2 separate regions of the Mus musculus genome follow, and region 2 is linked to region 1. A link is a loop called in an ENCODE intact Hi-C map of the cell type or tissue named here. Cell type or tissue: left cerebral cortex. All regions are shown on one strand. Each heading gives the region's core, and the rest is flanking DNA. Links, peaks and the distances in the headings are about the cores only. Region 1 has its middle 9.8 kb from the start of Aym1. Region 2 holds the start of Gm52824 (a long non-coding RNA gene).

Region 1 (15,546 bases), core at 3,814-11,813:
ACAAAGTTATAAGGCAGAGAAAAAATCCTTCAAGCATTCATTGAAAATTGTGAGCCTGTTTTGGAAGTAAGAAACCAACCATCGGTTTGCTCCTCCTGGCCTTCATCCTGAGTCGCAAGCCTTCCACCGTGATTCAAAACCCCCCCTCCCCCACCCCGGGAATGGCTGAAACATTGTTTTTCTCAGGGGAAATGAATCTTGGTCTGAAACTGAAGCTGACAGCATTCAGGACGCTCTCTGAGCCTGCTCTGGACACTTGCTGTTCTGCTGTGTGCAGAATCAGACCTTCATGCTGGGACATCTGAATCTATTCACAGGAACTCAACAGGATGTGCGGTTAATATTCTGACTATGATTAACCCCCCCCCAAAAGCTCTGGCCCCAGTTCCTTCCCTGCTCCCCTCCGAGGGCCCAGCTCTGCTGAAATGCATGTGGATTCGATCAGAGGGCCAGATTTATAGAGGCTGCCGAAGCCTGGCGTGCCAGCAGTCATAAGTTATATTCCTATTACGGCGTGGGCAATAAAAACTCAGATATGTATTCTGCTATATTTCGAGGAACCTTTGCAAAGCATCTGGGCTGCCCGTGAGATCTTATCCAGAAAGATGTCTCCTTGGTGGCCTGGAGCAGCCAAGGCCACTTTTGAACCTCAGTGCTGGGGTAGGTAAGATCAGTCAGGGTCCCCCTGAGATAGAATCCTGGTCCTGTTCCCTGGGGATAACAGGCTGTGTGTGACCTAGGCAAGACCCCTAGTTGCTTGTGCACACTGGAAATAGTATCCTCAGATGGTCTCGTTTACTTTTTAAGTAAGTAACTTTCTGACTCCAGTTTCTACCCAGTGCATTGTGCCCCTCTAGGAACCTTCTCTGTACTATAGTCCCACTGACCTGCAGTCAACACTGGGCTGAGGGTATCACATAGGAAGTATCAACAATAACTTATACACATTGTTGTACACAATTTGAGTAGGATGAGCAAAGCCTCTTGACATCCTACTGGAGCCAGAACCATTCCTTTGGAGGCTGGAAAAACTGGTTAAAAGCCCTGGCTGCTCTCCCAGAAGACCCAGGTTCAAAGCCCAGCACTGAGGTGGGCTTTCAGCCCTCTGTAGCTCCCGTTCCAAGGGATGCAGCACCCTCTTTCGGCCTTCCGAGGTACTGCATGCACAAGGAGGCAAGACACGGGTACCCATAAAGTAAAAATAAAGAAATCTTAAAACAAAAGAAGATAGCGGAGTCCAGACTGTCCGTGGTCGCTCGCAATAGCAACGGAGGCAGGTTCTACTCACTACACGGTCACGGTATGGCTGTTTGTCAAAGACCTGCTCGATTTACGTGCACCTCACTAGGTGCAGGGAGAGCCATCTCGATGGCGGAGGGGCCACGGTAACTTCCTTTTCTCGCAGCATAGTATGTTAACTGGCGGTTCTTATCGCTGTTGTGGATAGCGCCCAGGATGTGAACAGGGCGTCACCACACATACAGAGAGATGGCAGGCAGTCTCCTCATCTTCAGCCATCCTCTGGTGGTCTTGGAGCACCTCTCCTGTGGATGTGGGGGAGGGGGGTACTACGTAGCTGACATTATTTCTTCGCACTCCTGACGAGTGACAACCACCCTTAAGTGACTCCGCGCGGTGGCTGGGAACCGCTGGTGTGTGTGGAAGTAAATTAAAGCAACCCCGAGGACTGGGAACCTGAGCCCGGTCTAGCAAAGAGGGGGGCAGAGTCAACCCCACCCCCACCTCCGGCTGCTTCAGTGAGCATGGTAGCAGCTAGAGACTGGCAGAGGCCTTTGTCGGCTGCTCCCCTGATGGCAGGCTATCCCTGCTCCCTGGAAGATAAAAGGCCCTTCAGGCTGCAAGCCGTGCAGAAAGGCAAGCACCTGAAGCATCCAGCGTGGTTGGTGTGTGGCTGGTGATTGGGTGTGTGTGGGGGGGGGCGGGGGTCTCTTTGTATAGTTTCTGAAATTCTCGTGCCGTGTGTGAAGAGGAAGAGCTCTAGGTCTTCAGCAAATGCTGGGGCGCTGATCACTATGCAAGGGACCCCAGCAGGACTGCTGCCCCAGACACTGTGCGTAACCCTCAGGGGTTCTGTGGGTGCCGTGACGTGATAGGTGTGACAAGCCCTGCCTAGAGAGATATGAACATCATTAACTTCCTGAGTTCCCAGTGACAAAGCACAGCCCAGTCCAAGTTCACCCCAGGGAGCCAGTTTCTTAGGTTACTTACAGATCTTGAGTCCAGGGTCATAGAAAGGACTCTGGGTGACCCTAAAGCATCAGGAGGTCTGTGTCCCACACAGCACCCCATCCCTACCCCAACCCACATACACACGCCAGCTGCATGAAGATCATTCCTGTTAGTTTTCCTACCTGTGTACTATAGCACCTCTCTGAGACCCTGAGGACAATTAGGGACAAACTGCACTGGAATGATCTGGAGGAGTGGCTGGACATTCAGTCTAAGGTCCCATGACCCGCCCCAGTCCTCCTTCTTTGAGGAAATGTCAACAGCCCACAGGCCCAACTGCGATACTCTGACAAAGATGGCGGCTGCTCAGAGGACTAGACGGACCAGACAAAGCAGTCCCATCACAAGCTCAGAACTTCTTCTTGTGCGAGTGGCTCAACAGTCCTGAGCCTCGGTTTTCCCATCCGGAGAGTGGGTGAGTGCTCCCATTTCATAGAAGTTCTGAGTGAATTTTCCATGTTCTGTGATGTCCCCCAGCGCCCACTGCCCACCATTGCTTTGGCTGACTATACTGTTTGAAAGTCTTTTAGGTCAGCGGCCCGAATCTTGAGTTGCAATGACCGCCAGCCAATGAAGATTTGCCAGGAGCCTCCTGGCTGCTTCCTACGGGGGCTTGTTAGGATGAGTCTTCCGTTCACGGGGCTCACGGGGAAGGAAGGCTTTGCTTGTGAGCAAGTTCTGTGGGTGCTGGGAAGGGGAGGCCATGATAAGAAACTGGATAAGATTCTCTCTTCCTTTCCTTTCTTTTTTTTTTCCTTTTCCTTTTTCTTTTTCTTTTCTTTCTTTCTTTTTTTTTTTTTTTTGTTTGTTTGTTTTTTTGTTTTTGTTTTTTGAGACAGGGTTTCTCTGTGTAGCCCTGGCTCTCCTGGAACTTACTCTGTAGACCAGGCTGGCCTCGAACTCAGAAATCTGCCTGCCTCTGCCTCCCAAGTGCTGGGATTGGGATTAAAGGCATGGGCCACCACTGCCTGGCTTTTTTCTTTCTTTTCTTTTTTCCTCTCTAAGAAATAGATGCTAAGGATGAGAGACTGCCGGGAGCTCACAGCAGCTGCTAGGACCTGAATGGATCGGGCTGGGTGGGATTCTAGCTGAAGCAGATGATCTCCAAGCCCCATCCATGCAGAGAAACCATGTGGAGCAGATAGCCGTGTGGGGGAGCGTTGCTCTTTACTGAGGGTGTGGTCACTGATAGGCTTCCAGTGCTCCCGTGGATGCCCTGAGCCCATGGTAGGTTAAGGAGCTGGGCAGGGTCTGTGCTGGTAGGGCCACAAGGGGAGGCGGAGGGCGGAACGGAGGTAGTCGGTGCATTCATATGTCATTGTCCGTGGGTAGGAAATTCTCAAGAGTGAAGAAAATTTTAACACAGAGCATGGGGCTAAGGAAGCATGGCAGGGGCTGTACATGAGGAACACTAAGCCAACAAAAAAAAAAGTGTGGCAAGCTACTGGGGTCAGATAAAGCGAAGTCCCATGATGCCCTGGCCCCATGGTGGCCACTTGTATCTTCTTTCTTCCACCCTTGGACCTTCTGTTCTGTTCCCCACACAGCAGGAGCTCGGTTTCTCCTGTTCATTGCTCCCTTCTGCCATGAGCACAAAGCCCCAGCTCTTTGTCTTGTCCTAAAGTGCCCTGCTGACCCCTGCTGACCCCTGCTGACCCCTGCTCTTCTGGCTTCAGGGTGCCCAAGGTGGAGAGGCTGAGGTTTCCTCCTCAGCTGTATTCTCTGCCTCTCCATCTGGGCCACCATCTTTCCCACCCCAGGGCCTTGGCGGGTGCTCCTCTGTGTGCCTGGGAGGGTCTTCCTTGAGCCCTGTCCTGTCCCCATCTCCCAGTGACATCTCAGCTCTGTCCAGCTTCCTCACTTGGGCACTCCTTGGGGACACACACACCCTCACTCTCTTACATACTGCATTTGTCCTGGTAGGTTCTCAATACATCGAATGAATGAATGAATGAATGAATGAATGAAAATATGAAGCTAAAGCATACTGACTGATTCTGAGCGTGCTAGGCACGGGGTCCTCACCTGTGCCTGAGGCTCTGGGGAGTGACACCTCCCACCCCTCTCCCCATGTTGCTTCCTCAGAGAAGCACACACTCCTGTCCATTTTCTCCCACGGGGGCTCTACCACCTGATGTTCCCAAAACCTCCCCGAACAGCACAGCTGGCTGGGAGCCCAGCTTCTGAACACTCTGAACTGCCAGGGGGAACATTTTACATCCAAACCACAGCACCATTCTGATGGCTGTCTGTGCTCGAGCAAAAAAAACAAAAACAAAAACAAAAACAACAAAAAAAAAACCCTCCCCATCTCTGACTTGATTTTCCCATCAGAAAAATGGGACCAATACTCACACCCGAGCAGACAGTACAAGATCTGGAATGCCGGCAGTCCTGCAGCTCACTGTGTGGCCCAGGCTGGCCTCAGACTCTTGCCTCTGTCTTCCCAGTGTTGAAATCACAGTCAAGAGTCAACACAGCTGGGCGGTGGTGGCGCACGACTTTAATCCCAGCACTTGGGAGGCAGAGGCAGGCAGATTTCTGAGTTTGAGGCCAGCCTGGTCTACAAAGTGAGTTCCAGGATAGCCAGGGCTATACAGAGAAACCCTGTCTCAAAAAACAAAAACAAAACAACAGCCAAGTCAACACATCTGGAAGTTCTGGGGTTTTTTAAAGTCCCGCTCTCTTCTGGGTATTTACTTGGACCATGGGAACTGGGATCTGCAGAGCTGTCTAAATATGGCTTCCTCTCTCCATCTGGGCTACGGTCTCCATTATCTGCCCATTTTACAGATAAGAGGCCCAAGCATCAAGGAATTCAGGCTAAGCCCCAAGTGTAGAAAACTGCACTGTCATGTCCAAAGGCCACTCAACCTGACTGGAAACCTGTTCCCTTCCCACCGCACCTGTCAAACAAGACGGACTCACACAGAGCTCCAAAGCTGAGAGCAGACAGGCCCTGTCAGGGGGAGCTCCTGCTGCCTCTGGCCACAGCCCATGGGATGGAGGCCATCCACCTCGCTCTGCTCTAATTGCAAGGCCCCTCCGCAGGCAGGCTTGGTAAACGCTCCGCTCCTGAGCTGACGGCTTTGGGGGCCCTCCTGTCACCCTGTTTTACAGCCCTCTCGTTGAAGAGCAAAATCTGTATTGATTTTAGAACAACTCAAGCTGTAAATTACTGGCCATGATCGGCTTGGTAACCCTGAGATGAGAATCTATTGACTGGACCGGGGGCTTAAATCTAATTATCGTCCCAGGAAAGCCATTGGCAGAGCCGGCTCAAGGCCTGCTCGGAAGGGAACGCTTAAACAGCCAAGAGCTACATGGGGGGAAAAAAATCTAGCACGATCCCAGGGGCTCTGTCGAGCCTAAGAAATTCTGTTGGCCACCAATCAGCCTTGGGTGACTTCTGTAATTACCAACGGTGATATTGTGGGGCCCGGTCAAGTCTCATAGCTTGTTGCTCAGCTAACAGAGGTAGCCTTGATGCATTTCTATCTGTTCCTCAAGAAGGAAAGGAAATAGCCTTGTGAGAGGCTTTGACCAAGGTCACACAGCTACCCCGGAATATAGACCTTAAACCCGCCCTTCACTGCTGTTTAAATGCAAGCATGGGGCTGGATGGACCAGTGGTTAGGAGTGCTTACCTGAGTACAGTACACCACCTCTGTGTGGTGGCTCACAGTCACCTGGACACGAGGTGGCGTGAGAGCTGCTTTAACAAGAATGGCACCTACAGGCTCATATATTTGAATGCTCAGTAGCCTGGAGTGGAATTGTTTGAAGGGATTAGAAGGTTTCGGAGGTGTGGGCTTGTTGGAGGGAGGGTGTCACTGGGGTTGGGCTTTGAGGTTTCACAAAGTGTATGCTCATGCCAGGGTGTCTCTTTTCTGACTCCAGGTCAGGATGTAGCTAGCTCCCAGCCACTGATCCATTGCCTGCCTGTGTGCCACCATGCTCCCTGCTGTGACAATAGCAAACTAAGCTTGTGAAGTTGTAACACACACACACACTCTGCTGGGAACCGTGTGTGTGATTAGCAACGCCCCAAACACTGAGAATGATAGTGTTCTCACATCTTGCCGAAGGCAGGGATCTGTGAAGAGGAAAAGATAAGATTCAAACAGAGCCAAGGATTAAGCTCTTGGGAAATCTAGATAATGAAGAGATGAATCTTATTCGCACGGGTGCTCGGTACCACAGAGTTCTGACTGGCTTGACACGAAATGAGGGTGCCAGGAAACTCAACAGATTTGTACCCATGATGGGGCAATGAGTGAGTTTTTACTTCCACCCATACTTGGGACTTCGGTTCACTCAACAAACATGCACACACACTGACACACACACACAAACACACACAAAGTGGAAGAGCAGTTATCAGATAGCTCCCACGTAGGAGTCTTCACAAAGGTGTCTGTGAGCAGACACCATGACCAAGGCAAGTCTCATAAGGACAACATTTAGTTGGAGCTGGCTTACAGGTTCAGAGGTTCAGTCCATTATCATCAAGGCTGAAGCATGGCAGCATCCAGGCAGGCATGGTGCAGGAGGAGCTGAGAGTTCTACATCTTCATCTGAAGGCTGCTAGCAGAATACTGGCTTCCAGCCAGCTAGGATGAAAGTCTTAAAGCCCATACCTACAGTGACACACCTACTCCACAGGGCCACACCCACTCCAACAAGGCCACACCCACTCCAACAAGGTCACACCTACTCCAAAAAGACCACACCCACTACAACAATGCCACTCCTCCTAAGAGTGCCACTTTCTGGGTCAAGGATATACAACCCATCACAAATGACTTCTCTGTCCATGGTGATGGTGGAAGGTGAGTGTCCCTGTAGAAAAGGGGAGACCTCAGGTGAGGTCCCAGCTATGCACTCCCCACTGTCTCCAGCTACATGTGGTCCTGGGGTGTGACAGAGTCTAGGATGCAGACATTGACTGAAGGATGGGACTCTGCTCATATGTCTGCAAGATTGTCACTCAAGTTAGGGTCACTGGATGGCTGGTGTCTGATCTGGGCATGCGCAAAGTTAACGTGTGTTACAATTACAGGGGCATGACTAGATTTCAGTTTTTTCCTTTCTCTAAGTCGTGCTTAAGAAAGAGCACGCGACCTGCGTGGCGAGGGGAAAGTTGTCTCGGTGTTTGCAGTCTTTTGTGAAGGAGTTACAAGGGGAGTAGCCTGCGGATGAATCCCAACACGAGTTACCACCAGTTAACAAAAAAGAATCTAGAGTTTGGGATGCTGTTTCTCGGGCTCCTTAAACCACTGCCTTCTCTAATTCTCAAAACTCACTTTCAACCTGAACATTATTTCGGGTCTTGTGTATTTCCCAGAGTAGTTGACTGAGCTGTGGTACTTCTGAGGCCCACACGCCCTCCCCCAACCACAGGATGCTCCCGGGTGGTCCCAAACATACAATGTGTGTGCACTGTGAGTGACTCAGAGATTATTTTGAGGAAAAATGACTTGTTACAAGCCAGGTTGGCTGTGGACTTCTGACTCCCCTCCTTCACACTCTCCAGTGTTGGGTCAGCAGGACTGTGTCACTGTACCTGGCTAAATGCTGTGTTGCTGACAACAAAATTCCCACCAACGTGGCTACCTAGACGTGTGCTAGCAGAGTCAGCGATGGTCACGCGAACATGGCTGGAGTGTGGGCGTCTGAGGACTACTGTCAGCCTTCCCGGGTCCAGTGGTCTCAGGAGTGATGGCCTAGAGGAAAATTCTACCTCACGTGCTTCAGAAGCCTCTGTGTTCTCCGGGCTTTGTCTGTTGTGTGCCCAGCATGTAAAGGCAGCTCAGTAAACAGCCACATCTCTAGGCAGCAGGATAATTGGGCATCTCAGGCATTTGGAGTCTCGTAAAACCTTATGTCTGATTGAACAACCCCTGCCTACGTGTGTACTGTGGGTCATCCCAGTCATTTTCCGGAAAAAAACAAAAACAAAAACACGTGTTTGCATGTGTACGTGTGTGTGAGAGTGTGTGTTTGAGCGCTGTGTGCACAAGATATGTGTGTGATGTTGCATGAGTCCTGGCATGCATATGCCACAGCACATGTGTGGAGGTCAAAGGACGGTCTTGGGTGTCAGTGCCACTGTCTTTTGAGGCCCTGGTGTCAGTTTTGCCACCTTATATGCCAGGCTAGCTGGCTATCACGCTTCCAAGGAGTCTGAGTGCTGGGGTTACACACGCTCGGAGTACACACACTGGCTTTTGTGGGGGTTCCTGCAGGTTTCAACAGGGAACATCACTCTCATTGGACAAACACCCAAAGAGTATTAATGTTGTGGGGTTTTTTGTTTTACACACGGGGTAGGAGCTGTCAGAGACGATCAGTGAAAGAGCCATGCGCATCCTGAGAGTTGGCTGCGGAGTTACCGTGCCACCACCGTGTGAGAACCCAGAGAAGAGGCTCCTTCTCTGGCCCATCCTCTGGGAAGGGCGGGACGCACCAGAACTTGCGGGCTTCGAGGAACCGGGAAGCGAGATGTCATGGCCGGGTACATAGTGACATCTAGTGGTCGGAATGGGAAGTGGACGTCCCTGTGACGTTGAGGATGTTTTAAGGCTGGGATGCGGGTGCAAAGCCACCAAGAGAGGCCATGAAGGCAGCTGTGGCTCCATTGGTAAAGCCTTCTGTGTGAGTATGGAGAGCCGAGTTGGCTATCCAGAGCTCGTGGAACAGCTCGTGGCAGTGTGCACTTGTAACTAGCTCTAAACACGTGTGCATGGGAGCGATCCTGAATGGACCCAGTAGGTTGTGTGTGTCTGTGTGTGACAATTTTAAAAGAAAAAAAAAAAAAGAGGTCATGAATTTGAAGAGTGAGGGGAACACAACAGAGGAGGGGGGGAGAGGTGGAAATTATGTAAATACATGAAATTCTCAAAGAAATAAACCTGTATTTAAAAAAACAAAAACAAACAAATGTTTAGGGAAACCAGCCACACATTAGACATTAAATAAACACTCCATTTCAGTGTGGGTGTGATTGTGTTTGCAACATTGGATAAGGGATATTTCAGGGCTAAGATTTCCTCTCTCCTGGAACCCTTTTCATTCTGACCTTCATGGGCGTCTCCAGAGCCAGTTCTTTCCCAGTGACTTTTGAATTTTTGAGGTCACTTTCTGGGTCTCTGCATTTTCTGTTTCATCTTAAAGGAGGGTGAAGAACACCTTAGCGGGTTGGGGAGTTCTTGACAGCCCTTTCGAGAAGCCATATGCCACACAGGTATTTGAAAAGACATGGCTAAGCTCACGGGTCTGCACCTTCAGTTTCTGTGGTCCCAGAGGAGGGGGCAGAGTATGCGGGTGGCAGACAGATGCCACAAAGAACAAATGGTGATCTGAAATCGTACACACACACAGGATGGATGTGTAACAGCCACCGCATAAGACTGGCAGGCTGTAGCACAGATAGGTCCACCCCGAAGGCCCTCTGCAGCTGGGTTTCCATTTAATTTTGTGATGTGTGTGGTGTAGTGTGGTATGATGTGGTGTGTGTATGTGTGTGTGTGTGGTGTGTGTGGCATGTGTGTGGTATATGTCTGTGTCTGTGTGTGGTGTCTGTTTGTGCCTGTGTGTGGTGTGTATGCATTAGGTTTTTCTATTTTAATGTATATATTGCATGGGAATGCATTTGCTCTTTCATGTGTAGTTAATATTAATCACTTACCACCAGCTGCTAGCAAAATCTTCTTGTAGCATAAGCACATTGTAGGACAACTTTACGCAGAGGCAGAACTTCGAGGATCGCACGGATGTCCCCTTAGTCACCTGCCATCACTCCCTTGATTCAGGTCCCATGCTGGGTCTCTACTAGACACAACTGCCCAGTGGACACTTGTCACCTGTCTCATGTGGCTGTTGCTCTAGAGACTTTAGTGACTGGAGTCAGTTTGTCCCTCCCTCTGGAAGGCGTCATGGCAGCAGTATGACCCAAGGTCACCTATGACCACTCAGATGTCGGCCCTTCACACCTCCGAGCCAGCATGCTGGTATGGAGTCCACACTTCCTGTGCCCCTCCCTGAGGCTCGTCAGTGCGCTGCTCCGTTTCCATCGGGAAGGCTCTGCTTTCGCTCTCTCCTCCGTTCTCTTATCGTGGAAGCCCGGCTTATTCTTTTGCCCTGGAGCCCAAGGTCTTCCAAGAATACACTGATTCCGCAGCTCTGGTCAGCACCCAGTGTGCTCTCAGGAAACAAGGCCCCAGCATCATCTCCTTGGCAGAAAGACTATGAGGGATGGGCCTTCATGTTTTCTCCCTGCCGTTGTTTTGGGTTTCCCTGCTGGTACTCGGTCAATTCTCCATCAGATTTCACCTCCCTTCTCCTGTAAAGAGTGCTCCTCACAGAGTTTCTTCCACCCGAGGACTCAATCCTGACCTCAGTCTGTCCACTCCCGAGTTTCTCTCACCCTGCCTAGCCAGAGCCTTTCTACCTTACTTGCCATTGATCTCTTGTTTTTGGAAAGAGTCCACCTCCTGGGAAATATGTCCAGTGAGAACTGGAACTGTCCGTGCAGCGTTCTTGCCTGACCTACTGTTTTTCTGACACTTGGTTGTGGTGGTGGTGGTGGTGGCGGTGGGGTTGTGGGTTCAGAACCCGCAGTGACACCTTTCCCATCTGTCCACGCTCTTGTGTGATGTTGTTCTGCCACACTCACAGACACTCCCCCAGCCTTCTCAGATCGCGATTCTCTGGCCCTATGTTCCTGCCCTCCTCAGTTGTGATCTGGCCCCTGGTTCTGGTCCCTCAGGACGAGACCAGGCTTTGGGAGAGGACCAGTGCTGACATGGGACGAGAATCTACGGCCGTTCCCAGCAGCAGGTATTGTTGTCAGGGTCCAATATATCATTAGTGAGAGTCTAATATACATTTAAAAAAAAACTCTTCCCTAAGGGTTGGGTTGTTTTTTTTTTTTTTTTTTGGTTTTTTTTTTTTTTTTTTTTTGTAAATATTTTATTCTATAGACTGTAGCTGTCTTCAGACACACCAGAAGAGGACATTAGACTCCATTACAGATGGTTGTGAACCACCATGTGGTTGCTGGGAATTGAACTCAGGACCGCTGGAAGAGCAGTCAGTGCTCTTAACAGCTGAACCATCTCTCCAGCCACCCCCCGCACCCCAACCCCAGCCACCTCTCCTTTAGCCTCGGGATCCCTTGGCCTTTGAATCTGTTGGTAATTTATTGGTTTGATTGTAAGACTTATCTCCTTACCTGGAGACGCGCCATGTGCAGATTGCCTTGGCTTGAGCTACTGGGACACAGTCATGTTTGCATCTTATTTGACTTCTTCAGACTCCCAACACTCATGAACACCACCACATCTGCCTGGGCACCCAGTTGCAGTGGCGAATGGCTTTGGTTCTTTTAGGCATAGTGACTCGCCTTGATGGCCACAGCGACTCACTCATCCCTAAACCCTTACCCACATCACAGGAGAGCCCTCTGAGGAAAAGGTGGAATAAGAGGCCACTATACTGGCTGATTTTCAAAATTCATGTCCGTATATGGGGAATGAAAACCAACACGTTAGCCCCAAATGCTGAGGTGACACTCATTGCTATAGGCAGGGGCTCTGTCTTTTCCACAGCGTCTGTGAGCCCTGAGCACATCATGCCAGATGAGCTGAGGTGGTGCAGAGATGCTGAGCTCACTCGGCTGCACAGACTCATGTTTGGGATCTAAAGCCACTGGGTTCCTTGTGGTAGAGAATAGAATGGTCCTGACCAGGGCTTGCAATCTGGAGAAACAGGGAGCGGTTGGTCCAAGGTTCAATGTTCCCGTGGCACAGGAGGAGACACAAGTCCTGGAGACCTGGGATTGGCTGAGGGCCGAGGGTTGGAAAGCTAAATTAGAATAATCCTAACAGATGAATCATTGGCCGAGGCCAGCTTCCACAGGACTGGAAGGGACTGTGTTGGCTAGCGAAAGGAAAATGTCACCATCAAGTCTCAGCCAACTGTCAACCCTATGAACCACAACAGTGAGCATGAGGCAAGAGACATCCCTGGACACAATGGTTGCACAGAAGTCAGTAGGAGCAAGCAACCACTTTGATTGAATTTAAGGCCTGGGCCACAGGAGGAAACTGTGGTAAACCTGGTACTATAAACCTAGCCAGGAACTCAGAGGCCCCAGGGGTGAAGCTACCACTACTGTTCAGCTAAATGGAAACAGCCTATACGTTTATATCTGTGTGTGAGTGTGTGTGTGTGTGTATGTATCCAGGTTGGGGCCCTCACTCAGACATCAGAGGAGTCTCTCTGTACAGCGGACTGATGCAGAAGATGTCATAAGGAGACAGTGGAGCCCAGAGTCGCTGAGCTGAGCAGAGAGGCTACAACAGTTGGTATATAGTTTGGAGCTGCTGGTATTGGGAAAACTGGAAGAAGAGACTGTTTAAGCACAATGTTGGGGAACTGAGGGAGGAATGGCTAGGAGAAGGGCTTGGCTCAAAACTGAGAGCCAAGAGAACTGGTTACTAACACAGGCAAGAAAAGAAGAGATGGATACTTTGTTTCAAAAAGCCCACAAGGTGTTTGCGGAGGCTTCGGATTGGGACACTCCCACATGGTTTTCTGCAGCAGATAGTTTGTTTGTTTTTGTTTGTTTGTTGTTGTTCTTTTCTCCTTTTCCTCACTCTGGGCTATTTTGATTGTAAAAAGGTTGAAAGACTGGCTGAGCCATTACAAAAAGTATACAAGGCTCAGGGCAAGTTTTCACTGTTTGTTGTTGTTTTACAAAAATTAGGTTCAGCTGTGAGCAAAGCCATATCAGACCCTGATCCAAGTGCTAATTGAGACCCAGGCATTTGAAAATGCAAATACGGAATGAAAAAAAAAGGTTATTAATCTATTAAGGTCGAGGGTGGCACCCAGGGAAGAGTGGATCGGGGAGACGACCTATCTTGGTCCGAGCATATATAATGCTGTTGATAACTGGGCAAGCCATAGCTAAAGACTCTAGATCTCAAAATGTGCAGCGCTTTAACTACAGGGTATATGACAGTTCACAACAAAATTGTGTATGAGACATCTCCAAGGACAATGGTTTTTCTAAATAGGAATCGTAAAGAAGGCCTAGGCTTCCGGGGGTGAGCTGGCAATGTGACAAGGGGTCGCCACTGGACCAATGAGTGTAGATCCAAAAGAGACCCAAGGCAATTTCTTGCCATCAGGAAACAAAATGGGAGCCCCACACAGCAGAAAGCACAAGCTGTTTGCCTCTCGTCAGCCAGAAAGTAACAAGCAGGCAGAAAAGGCTCAACTAAGCATTGCAGATCTACAATGCAGCCCCGCTCTAGACTCGGTCACAGATAAACATCCTACACTACCCCTCCCCCAATTCAGTTTTGTAAAATAACTACTGGAGTTTATGGTCCTTTGCCCTCAGGGACAGTAGGAATGGTCTCAGGAAGGAGCAGTTTGACTTCCCAAGGACTGATTGTGCATCCAGGAATTATAGGTGAAAAATTTCAAAGTAGAAATGAAGATAATGGCTTATGAAAAAAATATGCTTTAACACAGGTGATAGGACTGCTCAGATGTTACTGTTTGTCTATATCCAAGGCAAGGCTGCTCCCTGGAGAACAATCGATCAGGAGGGTTTGGAAGTCCTAGAAAATGCGCATTCTGGCAAACAGTTGTTAATGATCCGAGGCCAAAATTAAAGTTGCAAGAGAATGAGGTTGAAATAGACAGTTTGGTGGATACAGGAGCTGTTGCAACTATTACTTCACAAAAATCTTGGTATTCAGAATGGCCGCTTCAAAAAGTTTATACCCAGTTTCTAGGAATTGGACGTTTATCTCAGCTAAAACAGAATGTGTGGTGGGCTACATATTGATAGCTATATTTCAAGGCCAGTGTGGGACCAGAAGGTCATCAAGGAAAGGCATAAGACCGTCCAAGGCTGACATAGCCGTACATTTATGGGGGCAAGATTTATTTAAAAAGAAGGGATTGGGCCAGCAGATGAGAGGAGAAGGCACTTGGGGCAGAAGATGCCATTAGAAGACAGTGGGACCAGGAGAAGCTGAGCTGAGGCTTCAACAGTTGATACAGCCAGCCTGGAGCTGCTGGTATTGGGGAAACGGGGAGAAGGGGCTATTTAAGGAGGCCGTCGGGGAGCTTCAGGAGGAACAGCTGGGAGAATGCTCTGGAGGAACGCTGGGCTGTGAACCAGGAGAAGGGCAGACAGGAAGGTAAGAGAGCTGGTTGCTGTTCTAACAGCTAGGCCTTTTGCGGTGGATGGTGACTAACATTATTAACACAAACTCACAGTTAATCAGAGTGCCAGTGGAGGGCTGGCTCACACACAGGTATACACACTCACCATTCCCTTGCAGCTGGGGCTCAGGTAGCGTCACGGGGTGGAAGCAGGGGAGAGAACCACTGCGCTATACAAACTCACAGCAGCTGTGGTTGCCTCCAAACGCTAAAGGCAGGTGGCCATCATGGAGAGGCTCGAGAGTCCCCAGCCCAGGCTGAGAAGCAGTAGGGAGTGGTCTCTGGTCGGTCAACTGTGAGCCAGTGGATGATCTCACATGTCATACAAACGTATATCTGTATACGGGCAGCAGGGTTCTGTCGGCTGGGCATGGTGGGTGGTGTGCATCTTTAATTCCAGAACTCACAAAGCAGAGGCAGGTGGATCTCTGAGTTCAAAGCCAGCCTGGTCTGCATAGCATGTTCTAGGACAGCCAAGGCTACATCCATAGAGACCCTGTCTCAAAACAAATAAAATTTTTAAAAAAAGGAAAAAAAGAGGGACACGGAGTTTACAGGGGAATAGATCTGGGAAGAGTTAGTGGGAGGTGGGGAGGTGATTATGTTCACAAATGTATAATAAAATCATCAAAGGATTCATAAAATATATTAATATTGTACTATATTTTATAATAATAAGCGATCAGCTATACACTTAGCATCGTCTTAGCCTTTCAGCACTGTTAGAGCTTCATCCATGGCTGAAGCCGCTCTCTCCCCAGCAGACTCCTATAAGGAGCGGTGCACCTGCTTCTTGGGGCTTCAGTCCAAGGTGGATAAAAGCCTCCTCAAGACATAAAGTAAAAAGTCAGACAAACGGCGCCACATGCTGCATGCGGTTCAAGGAGCCATGATGCTGATGTTCTGTTACTGTTTCATGATACAAAGGATGGCCCTGAAATATAGCTATCAAAACTATAAGCTTGTTCCGCTTGTAGGCTGCTACACCATGAAAAACTATTCAAAAGGGAAAGGCCCGAGTTCAGGCTCTGCGAGGGCGCCTCTGTG
Region 2 (15,546 bases), core at 5,030-13,029, 480 kb before region 1:
GGTGCAGATTCTGACGACACCCTGCGCCTCCGCCACCCTGCTCACTGTTGCTGGCCTTGGGATCCAAGCAGGCCGAGGCAAGGGCGACCCCTGGGGGTAGAGCGTGGAGTTACCACACTTGCTGTTAGAAGCAAAAAACAACAACCCCTTGAGTCGTTCATGAAGGTTCCTGCAACATCACGCTTTCGTCAGAGTGATCCCCCTGTTCCCGTGCGTTCTCTTCAGCTGCAGTTGTGATTATACTCAGCCAGGTTCCGCTGCCCTACTGGAAAGTAGAGCAGTGGCCCCTGCTCCCAGGGGAGCAGACCTGTGCCAGGGCGAGTTAGGCAAGACCCGTGCCAGCGCCCCTTCTCCTCTGGCCTCAGCTGCCTGTGCAGATGTCACCACATGGTGGGAGCTGGGCTGGAACATCAGGTGACCTCTAGGTTTGGGCCTCAGGAGGTTGGTTTATTTTCCTGTGATTTGCACGAGATGTTTTATTTGCTTCAAGTGGAATCCAGCTATGACAGTATGCAAATCACCCGGGAGGCTGAGGCAGGAGGATCCAAAAAATAATGATTGTCAGGCTGAGAGATGGCTGGGCCACAAAGGGCACTTGCTGTTCTTGGAGAGGATCCAGGTTTTTAGAGGGTAATTGTGTCAACCTTCACTCTTTGTGGATCGGACACTGTGCAGTGATGCTCTTCTGGGCCTTAGGCCCAGTCCACTTACCTGCGACAGTTCTTAGGGAGTAGTTTTGTATCTTGACTCTGAAAGCCTCCATCTTTGCCTGGCGTGGTGCATGGCTGAGGCTTGGGGTCTTGCCTCTGAATTTGAGGTGGGAGGGTTGTTTTTAATTTGATGCCAGACTGGGCCACATAGCAAGACGCTAAATAAAGCAAGAAACAAGGCAGAGAGCCCTCAGCTCCCAGTGTTCATCACTGAGTCTGCTTCCCTCCGCTCGGCCGCGTCCTTCCCTTCCCCTCCCTGTGACAGTGTCCAGTCTGGATGTGCTAACCCTTCTGCCTGTCACCGTCAGTCAGCTGGTGTGTCTGTGCCTGTACGCAGTAAATGCACTAACAATGTTGGCTGGGCGTTGCCCCTCTTGCTCTCTACCTCACCCCCTTCTGATTCACATCCTTGCTGAATAAGGAGCCCACCAGCTGGCCCACAAGCTCTGAGTCCCCCTGTGTCCACACCCCGCCTCAGCAAGTCCTGGAATCACAGGCATGCATGGCCACGGCTGGCTCCTTATTTGGTGCTAGCAATCCAAGCTCAAGATTTTCCCGTAGAGCAAGCGCTCACTCACTGAGCCAGCTCTAGACCCCCAAATGGATTTCTTTCTCTCTTTTCTTAAGTATATACCTCGTTAAGATATAATTGATGGGGCCAACAAGATGGCTCTGCAGGTAAAGGCACTTGACATGCAAGCCTGGTGATGTGAGTTCAATCCTTAGAAGCCATGCAAAGGTGGAAGAAAAGAAGCAACTGTACAACGTTGTCCTCTGACATCCACATGCGTGATACACACACACACAGAGGCATGATGCACACATGCACACACGCACACAGAGGCATGATGCACATACACACACAGAGGCATGATGCACACACACACACACACACACGCACACACACACAGAGGCATGATGCACACACACACACAGAGGCATGATGCACACACGCACACATACAAATACACAGAAGAAGGCCAAGCGTGGTGACGCACGCCTTTAATCCCAGCACTGGGGAGGCAGAGGCAGGCGGATTTCTGAGTTCGAGGACAGCTTGGTCTACAAAGTGAGTTCCAGGACTGCCAGAGCTATACAGAGAAACCCTGTCTCAAAAAAACAAACAAACAAAACCAAATACACAGAAGTACACAGCAGCAAGTAAGGTTGTTTTTTTTTTAAGATACAATTTATACAGAATATGCTCATTTAAAATGTACAATTCGGTGGTTTCTAATATGTTCATGAATGCATATACCCACCAACACAAGTTTTTGAATATTTTCACCATCTCATAAAGGAATGTGGGACGTGGTGACTCACATGATATTTAATACGTGATAGTTCAGAGCTGTCTAGTACCCACTAGACAGTGGTGAGGGAGAAGCACAAAATGACGGAATCCCTCAGAGAACACTGAGGTAAACCCTCTGCTGGCGCACGAGTGTGAACATGGGCTGTGTTTACATGTGGGATGTGGGAATATTTCTACCGCACTGTAGAAAGGAAATCTTACCATAGAGAAAGGAGAACACTACTCAGTCAGAGTGAACAACCTGTGGTTCTGAGGACACCCTTGGCCTGGCAGGTCACAGATAAAGAAAAGTTCCCAAGTGCTTACTTAGTAGATTTACAGTTAAATCAGGCACACAGTCGTCACCTGCGCCTTAGTGCCACTGGGTGGCCATAGTGACCTGGGAGTCAAAGGTGACAGCGGCTTTTAGACCAATAATCTCCTTCCTGTTCCAACAGGTTTGGCAGATCCCGGAAAATGGACTCACCCTTTCCCTGACCGAGCCTGTGGTGATTCTAGAAGGGCACTCAAAAAGAGTTGGCATCGTGGCCTGGCACCCGACGGCCCGCAATGTGCTTCTCAGTGCAGGTAGGAGCCCAGAGGCTGCTTTGCCCTCACCCTGTGATGGGGGGATGGGTGGGACCCCACTGGAGCACCGAGGAGCTATGGCAGACTCCAAACACCTGGGTTTGGACCTTGATGTGTGTGCTCCAGCGCCTTCCCACGGGCCATGCTGTCCTCGCCCACACTGTCCTGCTGGCAAAGTTCAGCCTGTCTGCTCAGCTCCCGGCTCTGAACACCAATGCTGCTTTTGAATTTTTCTGTTAGACTGCTCCACAGTGAACCCTGGCACTTTCTGTCTCTCTACTCACCCGCTTCTTGTGGCATGATTTCCAAGTTCATCTTACAGAAATTTTTGCCTTTGCTCAAATTTTATATTCATTCATTCGTGCATTCGTTCTTTTCCCTCCCTCCCTTTCTTTTTCCTAAAAGCAACACATCAACTAGGTATGGTGGCTCAGTAAGTTTAAGGCTGGCCCAGCCTGCTGGGGACGTGACTCATTCAATACAGGGCTTCAGAACCTGTGTTAGGGAAGCCTGACATGCTGGTGAGCTTTGTTATCCCAGTGCCGCGGAAGCAGAGAAGGAAAGGCAGTTCCCTGGCATGGGTTGGCAGGCCAGGCCAGTGAGAGGCTACTTCAATAAAGACGCACCCTCTGGCCTTTACACGGCGGGGCCAAGCACACACGCATGCATATATGAATACAGAAAGCTTTCGGGGTGATGGCAGTAAGCTTTCTCTTGGTATAGGCATTTGTCAGAACTTACCTAGATATATGTAATGGTTATTGTGAATTACACCTTAACAATACTGGTTTGTTTTGTTTTAATGTATTTCTGCAAGTTGGCCAGATCAGTTTGTAACTAAGGATAGGAGCTGTTTGTGGTGTGTGAGGTTAGGAATGTAATGCCAGGCGGGCGTCTACTGATACAGAAGGCATTGTAAGGTGCCAGCTTAGCCACTGTTGACCCCCCCCCCCAGCCCTCTGATGACCTCCAGAGCAGGTCATGGGCTGGGAAGCTAGCTGAGGGGCAGCATGGCAGAAAGGACCTGTGGGGACCATGCAGCTCACCCTTTTCCTGTTCGCCTTGTGCAAGCCAAGGAGACAGACCGCCTGGCTCCATTAGTCCAGCTGACCCCCAGGGGACTTCTGTTGTGCTGAGCTTCTTGTTGGGTTGACAGAGGCTCTCATGGGGCTGGCTTTAAAGTGTTCATTTACAGAGATCACATCACTCCAGCCTAGTAGGCGGGGCCTCTTGTCTCTAGCACCTTCCCTCCCATGCTTCTGTCCCTGTGGGGCTGGCTGCTTTCTCTGGCATGCTCTGTGGGCCCTTCCCACCTGGTGACTGATCTGCTTGTGACAGGCTGTGATAATGCCATTATCATCTGGAACGTGGGGACAGGGGAAGCCCTCATCAACTTGGACGATATGCATTCAGACATGATTTACAATGTGAGCTGGAGCCGTAACGGTAGTCTCATCTGCACCGCATCCAAAGACAAGAAAGTGAGAGTCATTGACCCCAGGAAACAGGAGATTGTGGCGGTGAGTGTGTCCAGCACACAGCCCTGGTGGCCGGTCAGTAGCCTTTCCTGGGCTCTGAAGGCTGCCACACAGAAGCCACGCTGTCCTTGTGGAGTGTGGGCATCAAATGAGTAGGGAGGTGGCTGCCCAAGTTTCTGGTCTCTCTAGTTGTCCAGCCTTAGCTCAGCTCTGTCCCCTCATGGTGACCTTAGTCAGAATAGCCCAGGCTGGCCTGGAGCACAGAAGTGCACCGGGCTCTGCCTCCAAGTGTTGGGATTAAAGGTGCGCACTACCACACATGTTCCAGCAGTGCTTTAAACAGCTTAGAGTGCCCTCGGGGCTTTGCAGGCCTGGATGAGCTCAGCCAGACTGTCAGGGGTCTACACTGACCACACCCCAGTTGATGCCCACCTGACCCAAGAACACTATCCAGGTGCCCTACAGGCCTGCAGGAAGGAGCTCCTACTGTCGGCTTAGAGACTCAGCTTCTAACACCCAGTAGGACTTCAGCAAAGTCACATTCCCTGCCTGAAGATGCACGCGGTCTTGTCAGGGCTGCAGCTGTGGGTGAGAAGCCCAGAAGCATATCCCCTCAGGCTCTAGGGTGGGCAGCAATCATGGTGCATCTTAACTATCAGCACTGTGTAGGGTGGACAGCAATCACGGTGTGTCTTACCGACCACAGGGACTTTCCAAGTCCGGTTTGTCCACCCAGCATATCCCAAGGGTGTCTACTCGGGCACGCTCATTAACCAGGAAAGGCTAGGAGTGGCCTTCTGTGTGTCCTGTGAGGCTGGAGAACCTATGGGCTGCCCCCAGCCTGCAGGTCACATGTGTGCCAGAGCCCTTTTGACCAGACCACTCAGTGACGCTGCTTTCTCATAAGGAGGGACAGTTGCACCTCCTTGGCCTCAGGGTCCTGCCCAGGAAAGCTCAGACTGGGCCTGTGTGTGGGGTTGGGGGCTTTGCACAGTGAATGTAAGTGTGTGAAATCTGCATCTGCTTCCCCCGCCCCCTTCCCAGGAGAAGGAGAAAGCACACGAAGGAGCCAGGCCTATGCGTGCCATCTTCCTGGCGGACGGCAACGTCTTCACTACTGGCTTTAGCCGCATGAGCGAGCGGCAGTTGGCGCTCTGGAACCCAGTAAGCCAGTTTCCTCCCTTTCCAAGTTTCTGTCAGCTTGAGTGGGGCTTTGGGCTGGCAGAGGGGGTCACAGGCTCCTCAGTGTGATTCTCTGTGCTCTTGCTGTCTTAAGTTAGCAGGAGGGTCTCGTCCTCAGTGGGGCTCAGGCAAGCAGTGCACCTTAGGCCTGCACTCAAGGGGCTCCAGGGTTTCCACTGGTGCTTAGACCTCACAGGGACGGAGCACACAGTCCTGCTCAATGTGTGTCATTCTTTCTTTCTTTTTTTTTTTTTTTTTTTTTTTTTTTTTGGTTTTTTTGAGACAGGGTTTCTCTGTGTAGCCCTGGCTGTCCTGGAACTCACTCTGTAGACCAGGCTGGCCTCGAACTCAGAAATCGCCTGCCTCTGCCTCCCGAGTACTGGGATTAAAGGCGTGCGCCACCACCCCCAGCGTGCCATTCTTTATAATGAGAAAGTGGTGGCTGGAGAGAAATGGCTCGGGTCAAGAACATTATGTCACCTATGGTCACAGCTGCAGCTCCAGGGGATTGGATGCCCTCTTCTGTCCCCAGCAGGCAACTACACTACACTTATGCGCACACACACACACACACACACACACACACACACACACACACACACACGGTTGGCCTGGAATTCCCAGGCTGTCCTTTAAAAACAAAAATCTTTTTCAAAAAGAAAACATCTCAAAAGAGATGGTTTTTGTTGTGGACCCATAATGATGTCTGCATTGATCGTCAGGGAGTTTGATTTACAGTGTTTGCATGCATGAGGTCACCTGTATTTACATGCACGAAGTCACCCGTGTTTGCTCAGACTTGAAGTTCTGCTGGTATTTTTAAAATGTATATATGTGTGTTGTGTGTGTGTTTATGTGTATTTTTTAACTTATTTTCAGAAAAACATGCAGGAACCAATTGCTCTCCATGAAATGGACACTAGCAATGGGGTGCTGCTCCCCTTCTACGATCCGGACACCAGCATCATCTACTTATGTGGGAAGGTAAACGGCGTCTGCTGTCAGGCCAGCCGAAGAGGGCCAGGGCTCGTCCTCAGAACCCTAGAAGCTAGGCAGTGTAACTGACATATTTAATGTTAAAGTGTGTGAGTGAGTGAGTGAGTGTGTGTGTGTAAGAGCACGTTCATGCTGAAAGCTTGTCCTCTTTCACACTAGGTTGCTGGCATTGGGTAGCTTGCCAAAAAAATAGCTGACCACTTCAAACATGATGACCGCAAGCTTTTGTTTTGTTTTTTTATCTATCTATCTATCTATCTATCTATCTATCTATCTATCTATCTATCTATCTATCTATCTATCTATGAATGAGTGCTCTATTTGCATGTACACCTGAGTGTACATCCCATTACAGATGGTTGTCAACCACCATGTGGTTTCTGGGAATTGAACTCAGGACCTCTGGAAGAACAGCCAGTGTTCCTAACCTCTCAGCCATCTCTCCAGCCTAACCATGGGGTTTCATTCACTGCCCTGAGAGCCTTTGGTGCTGTCCAGAGTTAGAGGAAACAGTTGAAACGCTGCTGCTGCTTCTTCTAGAGAGACCCTGTATTGATCGCCCCTGGTTGCCTGTCGTTCCTGGGGCCCGGGAGTAAGGCTTCGGGTGTGCAGCTGCGCTCTCAGCCGCTTGGCTTTGCTTGCTTGACTTCTGAAGCTGGTGCTCAGGGCAGTTGTGCGCCACTCGCTCTCTTGCCCTGACCCTGACCTGATTTCTAGGCCCAGGAGAGGAGAGGCATGGGAGCCCTCTACAGGAAGTGCTGGAGAATTCTCAGGAAGAAGGGGAAACAGTGGCTTGTAATTCAGGCAGATGTGCTTAGAGGAGCAGTGCACAGCTACTGAAGTTAGGTTTCCATGAACTCTGGGTGGTGTGAGTACCACCCACTTAAAGAAAATGTCTGCATCACTGTGGGCACTGACTTGTCTCTGGTTCTCAGGGTGACAGCAGTATCCGCTATTTTGAGATCACGGATGAATCCCCATATGTCCACTACCTCAACACATTCAGCAGCAAGGAGCCTCAGCGAGGGATGGGCTACATGCCCAAGCGGGGCCTTGACGTCAACAAGTGTGAAATTGCCAGGTAAAGAATTGAACCCAACGTGTCCAGTTGTTCATGACGCAGCAGGCCAGCTGCAGGACTACCTCAGTGTGTTTGCAGTTGACTGTGGCTTGTGGCCTGTCCTTGCAGTGGAGCACAGCTGGGACACAGCAGGGCTCAGTGTCTTGTGTGCTCACTTCCTTCATGTCGAGGCTATGGGCAATGGTCCCTGGAAGACAGGTGGGCAAGAGCTGTGATATAAAATGTATTGCAGTGGGAGGGCGGTACCCAGCAGGCTTATGCCAAGGTGTCACCTGAGAGGCCACACCATGCCACAGACCTGGTATAAAGGAGGATTATTCAGGAGAAGGGAAGGAGCGAAGGGGTAAAGGCAGACAGACAGGGACAGAGAGCTGTGAGGGGAGCGAGGCCGACTGGGAACACGTGGGGGGTGGGGGGGAAGAAGTCTGTGTAGATGGCTGAGTAGGTTGCTCTGTCGGTAAAGCTCTGATCTTACTTACAGGCCTAGGTTAGCTTAGGTCCCAGGACCCGTGGTTATCTCTGTGGTGCACATGGTAATCCCAGCGATAAAGAGATGGCAGGTGGAGGAGACAGCAGCCTGGGAGCGCCCATCAGCCAGCCTGCCCTGTGTGGCAGTGCTCCAGGCCAGTGTGGGACCCTGTCTGGAATAAAAAGTAGAAGGCAGGGTCAGCAGGATGGCTCAGTGGGTAGACATTTGCCACATAGACCTGATGGCCAGAGTTGGATCCAAGGGGTCCTGCAAAAGCAGGAGAAGGGGACTGACTCCATCGTGCTGTGGCACACACACTCACATGCTAACACATGCAGAGGTAGCAGTAAGCCGTAAGAATGACAAGAAGGTGGAAGGGGCCTGCAGGCCAGCCCCGGCAGTTATCCTGAGTTCCCATGTGTGCCACGTACAGTGCCTGTACTGGCAGGTGCTGCCTCCTGTGAGGTGTGTGTGTGTGCTCTCTTGTCTGGGGACACAGTGGAGAGTCACTGGGGCATGGCTGTGCGGTCCCCAGCACTTGGCTTGGCTACAGCCATCTTTCACTGGCCTCTCCTGCTTACAGTCCCCAGCTGCATGGGCAGTCGCTCTTCTCTGTAGAGGGCACACCAAACTGCTCCTAGCCTGCAGCAGCCACTGAGCTGGTCAGTGGGGGTGATCTTCAGATCCCACGGGTGCTGGAGGGAACAGTCTGGGGGCTGTCAGTCACTCACTCTGTATCTTTGCCTTTGTCTCCTTTGAAGATTCTTCAAGCTTCATGAGAGAAAGTGCGAGCCCATTATCATGACGGTCCCCAGGAAGGTAAGTGCCTGAGTGTTTGGGTTTGGTCTTAGTATGCATGGCTGTTTTGCCTACATGTGTTGCTGTGCACTGTCTCCATGCCCACCTGGTGCTTGCGAAGGTCAGAAGTGTGGGGTCCCTGGAACCAGGAGCATCATGAGGGGGCCAGGCATCAGACCCAGGTCCCCTGCAGGACAGCGAAGGCCTGTGACTGCTGAGCCCCCTGAGTTTAGGGCTTCTGTTGCTGTGATGAGACTTCACGACATTCGCAGCTGTCAGTCACACTGCCTTGCTGAGCTCATTGTCAGGGCAGGAGCAGATGCAGCGGCCATGCTGGGACACTGCTTGCTCCTCATGGCCAGCTCAGCACCCAGGCCCACCTGTCCAGGGCTGGCCCCACCCACAGTGAGGCGTGCCTTTTCTCATCAGTCACCAGGCAAGACAATGCACCGTGGGCTTGCCCACAGGCCGGCCCGTTGGAGTGGTTTTCTCACTGAGGTTCCCTCTTCTGAGTGCTTTGTAGAACTAACACAAGACAAGCCAGCAGCACCCTGTCTCTGCAGCTCCATGTCCCCAGTTCTGAAGTGAAAACTCAGGTCCCTGTGGTGTGCATGCCTCTTCCCGCTATTCCAGATTGTGGGAGACAGTAAAGGTTGAGACACATCCCGTGGGGAACGCTTGTCCTGCATCCATGCAGCACTGGACTCGGGCTCCAGCCTTTCTTCTCGCTTACCAAGCGTTCTCCACATGCCTCTTCCAGTCTGACCTCTTCCAAGACGACCTGTACCCTGACACGGCAGGGCCGGAAGCCGCCCTTGAGGCCGAGGAGTGGTTTGAGGGGAAGAACGCGGACCCCATCCTCATATCGTTGAAGCACGGGTACATTCCAGGCAAGAACAGGGACCTCAAGGTGGTCAAGAAGAACATCCTGGACAGCAAGCCGGCTGCAAACAAGAAGAGCGAGCTCAGCTGTGCCCCCAAGAAGCCCACAGACACGGCCAGTGTGGTAAGGCTCTGGGTGACTGTGGTGTGCTAGGCCAGCCAGCACTGGCTTTTGTAATGCCTACTGTGTGTCTGAGAGTGGACAGGACCCCTGCCGGGCTAAGGGAGGCAGGAAGGGAGTGTTCTTAGAGAAGGAAGTGGTACACATAGCACTGGATTCACGATGTGGGGCTAGCAATACAACTACTTTGCCAGGAGCTTAGGGGTCTGAGGAACCTACCACCAGAGGGCACTGCTCCCTCAGGAGAGAATGGCCGGGAGGGGTGTGGAGAACCAGGCAGAGCAGTGCCTTAAGCGGCATCTGTACTTGGTGCCGTAAGGTTTCCAGTTAATAAGCTCTTAGGAGACACTGGCTCTTCATCCGAGCCCCTACAGAGCAGGCTGCTCCTGACAGGAAGCAGAGCAAGGGGGCTGCAGGCCCTGGTGTGCCCAGGCTTGCCCGGTGAGGGCTCTGCCCAGCAGCTGCAGGTGGAGGACCGGGAAGCCACTTTGAAGCACTGTAGTTGGCTTGTGGGCTCTTGTCTGTCTCAGAAGCTCCGTGGTGCCTTGGGAAGACCTGGTGTCCTGGGGACTGCAGCTGGCTGTCCCAAGCGTGTGAGAGGCCCCGTGAGACTCCACTCTGCGCTGTCAGAGTTAACAGAAAGGGAATGCGCTTTGTTGCTGCTGTCTGGTCACCTTGTTCTGTTTGTTTCTCAGCAAAACGAAGCCAAGTTGGATGAGATTCTGAAAGAGATCAAATCCATAAAGGAAACAATCTGCAGTCAAGACGAGCGCATTTCCAAGTTGGAGCAGCAGCTGGCGAAGATGGCTGCCTGAGGCCCGCCCACCTCCACGGACGGTGGCTGCTCCTCCTCCGCGCACTCCCAGGGAGGGCAGAGAGGGAGACACTGCCATTTGGAGACATTCCATGTCAGATCTGTCAGCCAGCGATAGGCCACATTCCAGTAAGAACTCGGTTCCTCTCCCAAATTTCCGCAAACCTGGAAGCTGAGCTTTTCGTCAGGGAGCTTTGGTGTTCGGCAGGTCTGCTGACTTGCTGAGCTTTCCTACGTTTGAAATGCCAGATGTTCTGAATTTTAGAGACCAAGCCCCCCACTTGACCCAGCGTCCTCCTCACACACCTGATGACCGGGCCAGCGCCACCTCTGCTCTGTCTCTTCCTTTTTAATGTTGCCAAAACCGAAAGTAGCTTTTTTTTCTTTGTATTTTTCTACTTTGCAGTATTTGTGGGGTTTCTTTCTTTCTTTCTTTCTTTCTTTCTTTCTTTCTTTCTTTCTTTCTTTCTTTCTTTTCTCTCCTCAATTTAAAAGGGACAGCACTGTGTATGTTTATAAACTAAATGAAGATGAGATGATTATTTTGTATAAACACTCACGAGAACAATCAGTGCAGCCGCCTGCACAGGGCTGGCTCACTCACAGCACAAACCTGGGCGTTAGTCTAACGACTGTGCAGAAGGAAGACTTGAGAAATCACGTGGACCCACCACACACTGCCCCCATTCCATTGAGTCTTCGATCAAAAGTCCTGTCTCTCTCTCTCCTTGCTCTCTCTCTCCTAGAAGTTGGGTGGTTGCACAGAGGGAACTCGGTGATTATACTCTAACCCGAACTAGCTCGCGTTTCTGCAGTTTTGTTCTCCACAGATGGTTGTGCCTGTCCCTTCCAGCAGTGTGGTTCCCTTCCGGGCAGTTTGGACAAGGGCACCCAAGGCGAGCGGATACCTGTGTGTTGACAGTCCTTGTCTACAGAGGCAGCTTGCCTGGCCCTTGGGTATAGTGTGGGGCTTGAACCCAGGCACTGTGTGCACAGCCTCTGCCCCAGGCCCTCTGTTTCCCTCGCTCCTGTCTTCCCTCCTTACTTTGCTGCCTCCTGTCTCAAGCGCCCAGCCAGCCCTCGAGGGCTCTTGAATGTTGCAGCGGAGGGAAAGGTCCAGAACAGAGTGGAAAGGGAAGTTCAGAGATCGACCATAGCTGGCCACGCACAGGCCCTCTGCCCCACCACCCAGATCAGGCTGCTACTTGCCAGCACTGGACGTGCCCTGGGCATGCCTGCTCCAAGGGCAGCAGCTAGACCTTAGCCCTACTCTAACCTCACAGCCTCATGGTGCGTGTCTATGGAAGCAGACGACCTGGGTAGTGTCAGATGGATCACAAAAGGCAAGCCTTGGCAAGTGTTGGTGCTGGTGTGGGCCCAGTGCTGGCTGCCAGCAAATGTACAGGTTATCAGGGCAGAGCATAGTATGGCAGCAGCCGCTTAGAGTGTGTGGACTGACTGGGTAGTGTTGTAAGAAAAGGTTCTCTCAGCCACCGAGATGGGGGCCGCTGGCTCCGAAGCTTCGGGGCTCCTGAGTCTCTGTAGGTTTCTGTGTCTGTCTTGTGGTTTAATGTTGGATAAGGAGATGGAGAGACCATGGCTGGAATGACTCACACTGCATTGTCTGTACGTGTGCTACGCTGAGGACTGTGTGAAGATTCACAAAGGTTCTGGGGTCCGTTGAATTAATTACGTAACAATTGTAGAGGCTGTTGATGAAGTCAGAGGGGCTGTGGTTGAGAGAGGCGGGAGTGACTGTAGTGTGTGCCCACCTGACACGCTGTGGTGGCCTCTGTTTCCCTGTGGCACCGGAGGAAGACAGTGAACTGCTCCTACACCCACTCTTATAGAGTGGCCATAGTGTTCTGTCAAAACACTCGCTTCCGTTTTCAGAGATAAAAGGCATTGATTACAGTCGTGTGCTGTGCTTCTTTCTCGCCTCACTCTGTGAATGTTCAACAAACACTTTACCTACCAAGCCACAGCCGCAGACCTGGGTTTTATTTTGTTTATTGTTTAAAACAAGGTTTCAGTACCTACCACTCAGACGCAGAGGCAGGGCCAGCCTGGTCTACATAGTGCCAAGACAGCCAGGGCTATTTAGAGAGACCCTGTCTCAAAAAGATAAAAAAGATGAGGTACAGGTACCCCAGGCTGTCTTTGAACTTGCTCTGTGGCTGTAGACAGCCCTCCCTGCCTCTGAATCCTGAGTGACAGCGTCACACACCCCACAGGGAGGTGGGTGTGTTCAAAGCAGCATTTTCAGTGAACGGGAACCCTTGGCTGTGCTTCTGCCCATTGGGTCCTCGGTGTCCTGACTGTACCTTTCGACTTCCCCTTTCCTGTTACCCCATCACCCGATGACATTTCAGTTTTTATACAGAAGAAACCCCCTTGCTTACCTTCCGTGTGATGAGCGAGTACAGGAAGGCCCTCCCCAGGTTCCTTCCTCCCAAGCAAGGAGAGCAGCAGCCTCTGGTTCCCATGACAGGCAGGGAAGGGAAGTTGGCGGGCCTCCTCCGAGGACCCCAGCTGTGGGGAGAAGCCTGGTGGTCTGTTTACGACTGGCTCGTCTAGTTTGGCCACCTTGACTCTCTGCCAGAAGACCTAACAGCTTCTTGTGTCCTCAGTCCGTCTGTCTAGCGTCCGTCCGCCCGCCCCCCCTCCCCCCAGACAGTGAACCAGACGCTGTCTGGGGAGAACTTACTTTTTTAAGGTTACTTCCCTCCCCGTACTTAACTTAGTGCTCCATGTCCTATCCAGAAACACTTTTGGTTGGGTCTTAAAGAATCAGTTAACTCTGAGTGTCCCTTTCTCCTTCCCACAAAGTAAACAATCCTGACATTGTCACTGGGTCATGGACAATAGGCGTGGTCAAGGGCACACTTTTCCTCGGGGTGAGGTGGGAGGTGATTGTTGCTCCTGTAGGCTCCTGCTAGCAGTCACCTGTGCACAGTGACAGCACCTTTCTGGAAGGCAGGCTCACAGCTGGGACCAGAATTGACTGTTCGTAGCTTAGACTTCTTACCTGAAAACTTCCCTCCGAAACACCAGCGGGATAGAAAGCAGAGGCTTTGAGGACTGAGAAGTGGCCCCCCAGTTCCTGGCCACACTCCCCTAACACTGTATGGCTATTTAGTCATTTAATAAAAAGACACTGAGTTAGAGACATATAATAATAATAATGATGATGATGTTGGGCTAGAGAGATGGCTCAGCAGTTAAGAGCCAACCACCCATAATGGGAAGCATTTATTTCATGTATGTGAGTGCACTGTAGCTGTCTTCAGATGCACCAGAAGAGGGTGTCAGATCTCATTACGGATGGTTGTGAGCCACCATGCAGTTGCAGGGATTTGAACTCAGGGCCTCTAGAAGAGCAGTCAGTGTTCTTAACCATCCCTCTAGCCCAAGATAACAAAAAAATAAAAAATTAAAAAAAAAAACCAGGGTAGTGTTTTGAGAAAAGGTCTCGCTCTACGGCTTTGCCTGGTGTAGAACTTACTTTGTGGACCAGGCTGGCTTTGAACTCTCAGAGATCGACCTGCCTCTACCTCCCCAGAGCTGGGACTAAAGGTGTGGGTACCTTGTTGGTATTTACATCTTAAAGTAGCAGGCGGAAACCCAAAGGAAGACTGTTGAGTGAGAAGAATTGTGAAATCAAAATCCCAGTGTCCATATACAGTCAGAACATGCTGGGGCTGGGCAGCCAGCTCAGCAGCTGAGGGCGTGTCCTGCCCTTGCAGAGGAACCAAGTTTTAGTTCCCAGTACCCACATTGGGTAGCTCACAACGGAGGATCCAACACCCACTTCTGGTTCCTGTAAGCACCTGAACTTTGCTGCACACATCCACAGAAAGATACACATAATCCAAAATAGAGTATGTTATTTTAATTTGAACATGCCGTACATTTCAGCCATCTTCCTGAATCCTGGGAGTTCTGCATGACAAAGACTGTTTTGCTATATCCTAAAATTCTGCTGTTTTAGTTTGTAATCCAGCTTGACCAAAGCCAGCCCAGGGAGGAAAGGGCTTGGTTTCCTCTTACAGTTTATCCATCATCCAGGAGTCAGGGCAGGAACTCAAGGCAGTGGGAACCTATTGGCGAAGGTCTCTAGTGGAGCAGTGACCCATCCAGTCCAGCAACGGCTAACACCTGAGGGAGAGACCAAGAATCCAATAGCTGTTCAGTGCATGAGGCTGGATGTCTCAGCTGGTCATTGGTCTACAGCAGAATTCTGAAGTAGGCCATAATGCCAATGAGAGAAGTCAGCAGCAGCCGGATATATGAGACCTGGGCCGAGCAGGCAGAAAGCAAAAGCTTCCTTCTTCCATGTCCTTTCTAGAGGCTGCTACTAGGTGTGGCCCAGATTTGGGGTGGGTCTTCCCACCTCAAATGATCCAATCACGAAACGTCCCTCTCAAGTGTGCCCGGCAGCTTGGGTTTTTAGTTAATCCAGATGACTGTGGTCAAGTTGGCATAAGAGTACCCATCACACGCCTGGAGGCAGGAATGGATGCAGAGGCCGGCAGGCATTGTTTACTGGCTCGCTCTGTTTATTTTCTTACACATCAGCACTGCCCATAACGGCTGGGCCCACTTACATTCTCAAACATGAGAATTCCCCCAGACTTGCCTACAGGCCGATCATACAGAATCCATGTTCTCAACTGAAAGTCCCCATCTCCCAAATGACTCTAGCTGGTGTCAGGTTGGCAAAGCTAGCCAGCACCAACTGGACACACAGACCTAACACTGTTCAAGTAGACTTGTTCCTTTCTCATTTGTTCCCAAGAAGGTGTGCTAAATATAAAACAATATAACTATATAATGACATAAACATCCCAACCACCTTTAAAATTTCAAATATTTAGCCGGGCGGTGGTGGTGCACGCCTTTAATCCCAGCACTTGGGAAGCAGAGGCAGGCAGATTTCTGAGTTCGAGGACAGCCTGGTCTACAAAAGTGAGTTCCAGGACAGCCAGGGCTATACAGAGAAACCCTGTCTCGAAAAACCAAAAAAAAAAAAAAAAAAGAATATTTAATAAGTCTCTATAAACTATCTAAAGTTGAGCTAGAGTTGGCTGGGGTTAGCTTGTACTTGAGCTGGGGTCCCAGCATCTACCTACC

The links. Peaks named below come from ENCODE experiments on the same cell type or tissue, not always from the same donor. Only the 100,000 strongest peaks of a DNase experiment are listed, where the experiment ranks them.
Region 2: a loop joins it to region 1, with 7 times the contacts of the local background. A loop is called at or near these places in 4 of 42 quality-filtered maps.

Annotation. Positions count from the first base shown.
Region 1 is chr5:113,359,335-113,374,880 of GRCm38, reverse strand. No RefSeq gene overlaps it. Among named protein-coding and RNA genes, the nearest start is that of Aym1, 9.8 kb to the right of the region's middle. In left cerebral cortex, for the core only: a CTCF peak has its summit at 8,786 (motif pointing left); a DNase peak (open chromatin) is centred at 8,783.
Region 2 is chr5:113,839,217-113,854,762 of GRCm38, reverse strand. It overlaps Coro1c (coronin, actin binding protein 1C), which reads left to right. Exons shown (of 11, transcript NM_011779.3): 4 at 2,463-2,592; 5 at 3,931-4,112; 6 at 5,115-5,234; 7 at 6,132-6,236; 8 at 7,184-7,329; 9 at 8,560-8,617; 10 at 9,357-9,602; 11 at 10,295-12,324. The coding sequence ends at 10,414. Gm52824 (a long non-coding RNA gene) reads right to left here and starts at 13,074. Exons shown (of 3, transcript XR_003955977.1): 1 at 12,816-13,074; 2 at 7,809-7,970; 3 at 6,235-7,516. In left cerebral cortex, for the core only: CTCF peaks have their summits at 7,023 (motif pointing left) and 9,816 (motif pointing right); DNase peaks (open chromatin) are centred at 10,101, 10,438, 11,588, 12,860 and 1 more place; H3K27ac peaks cover 1,714 bases.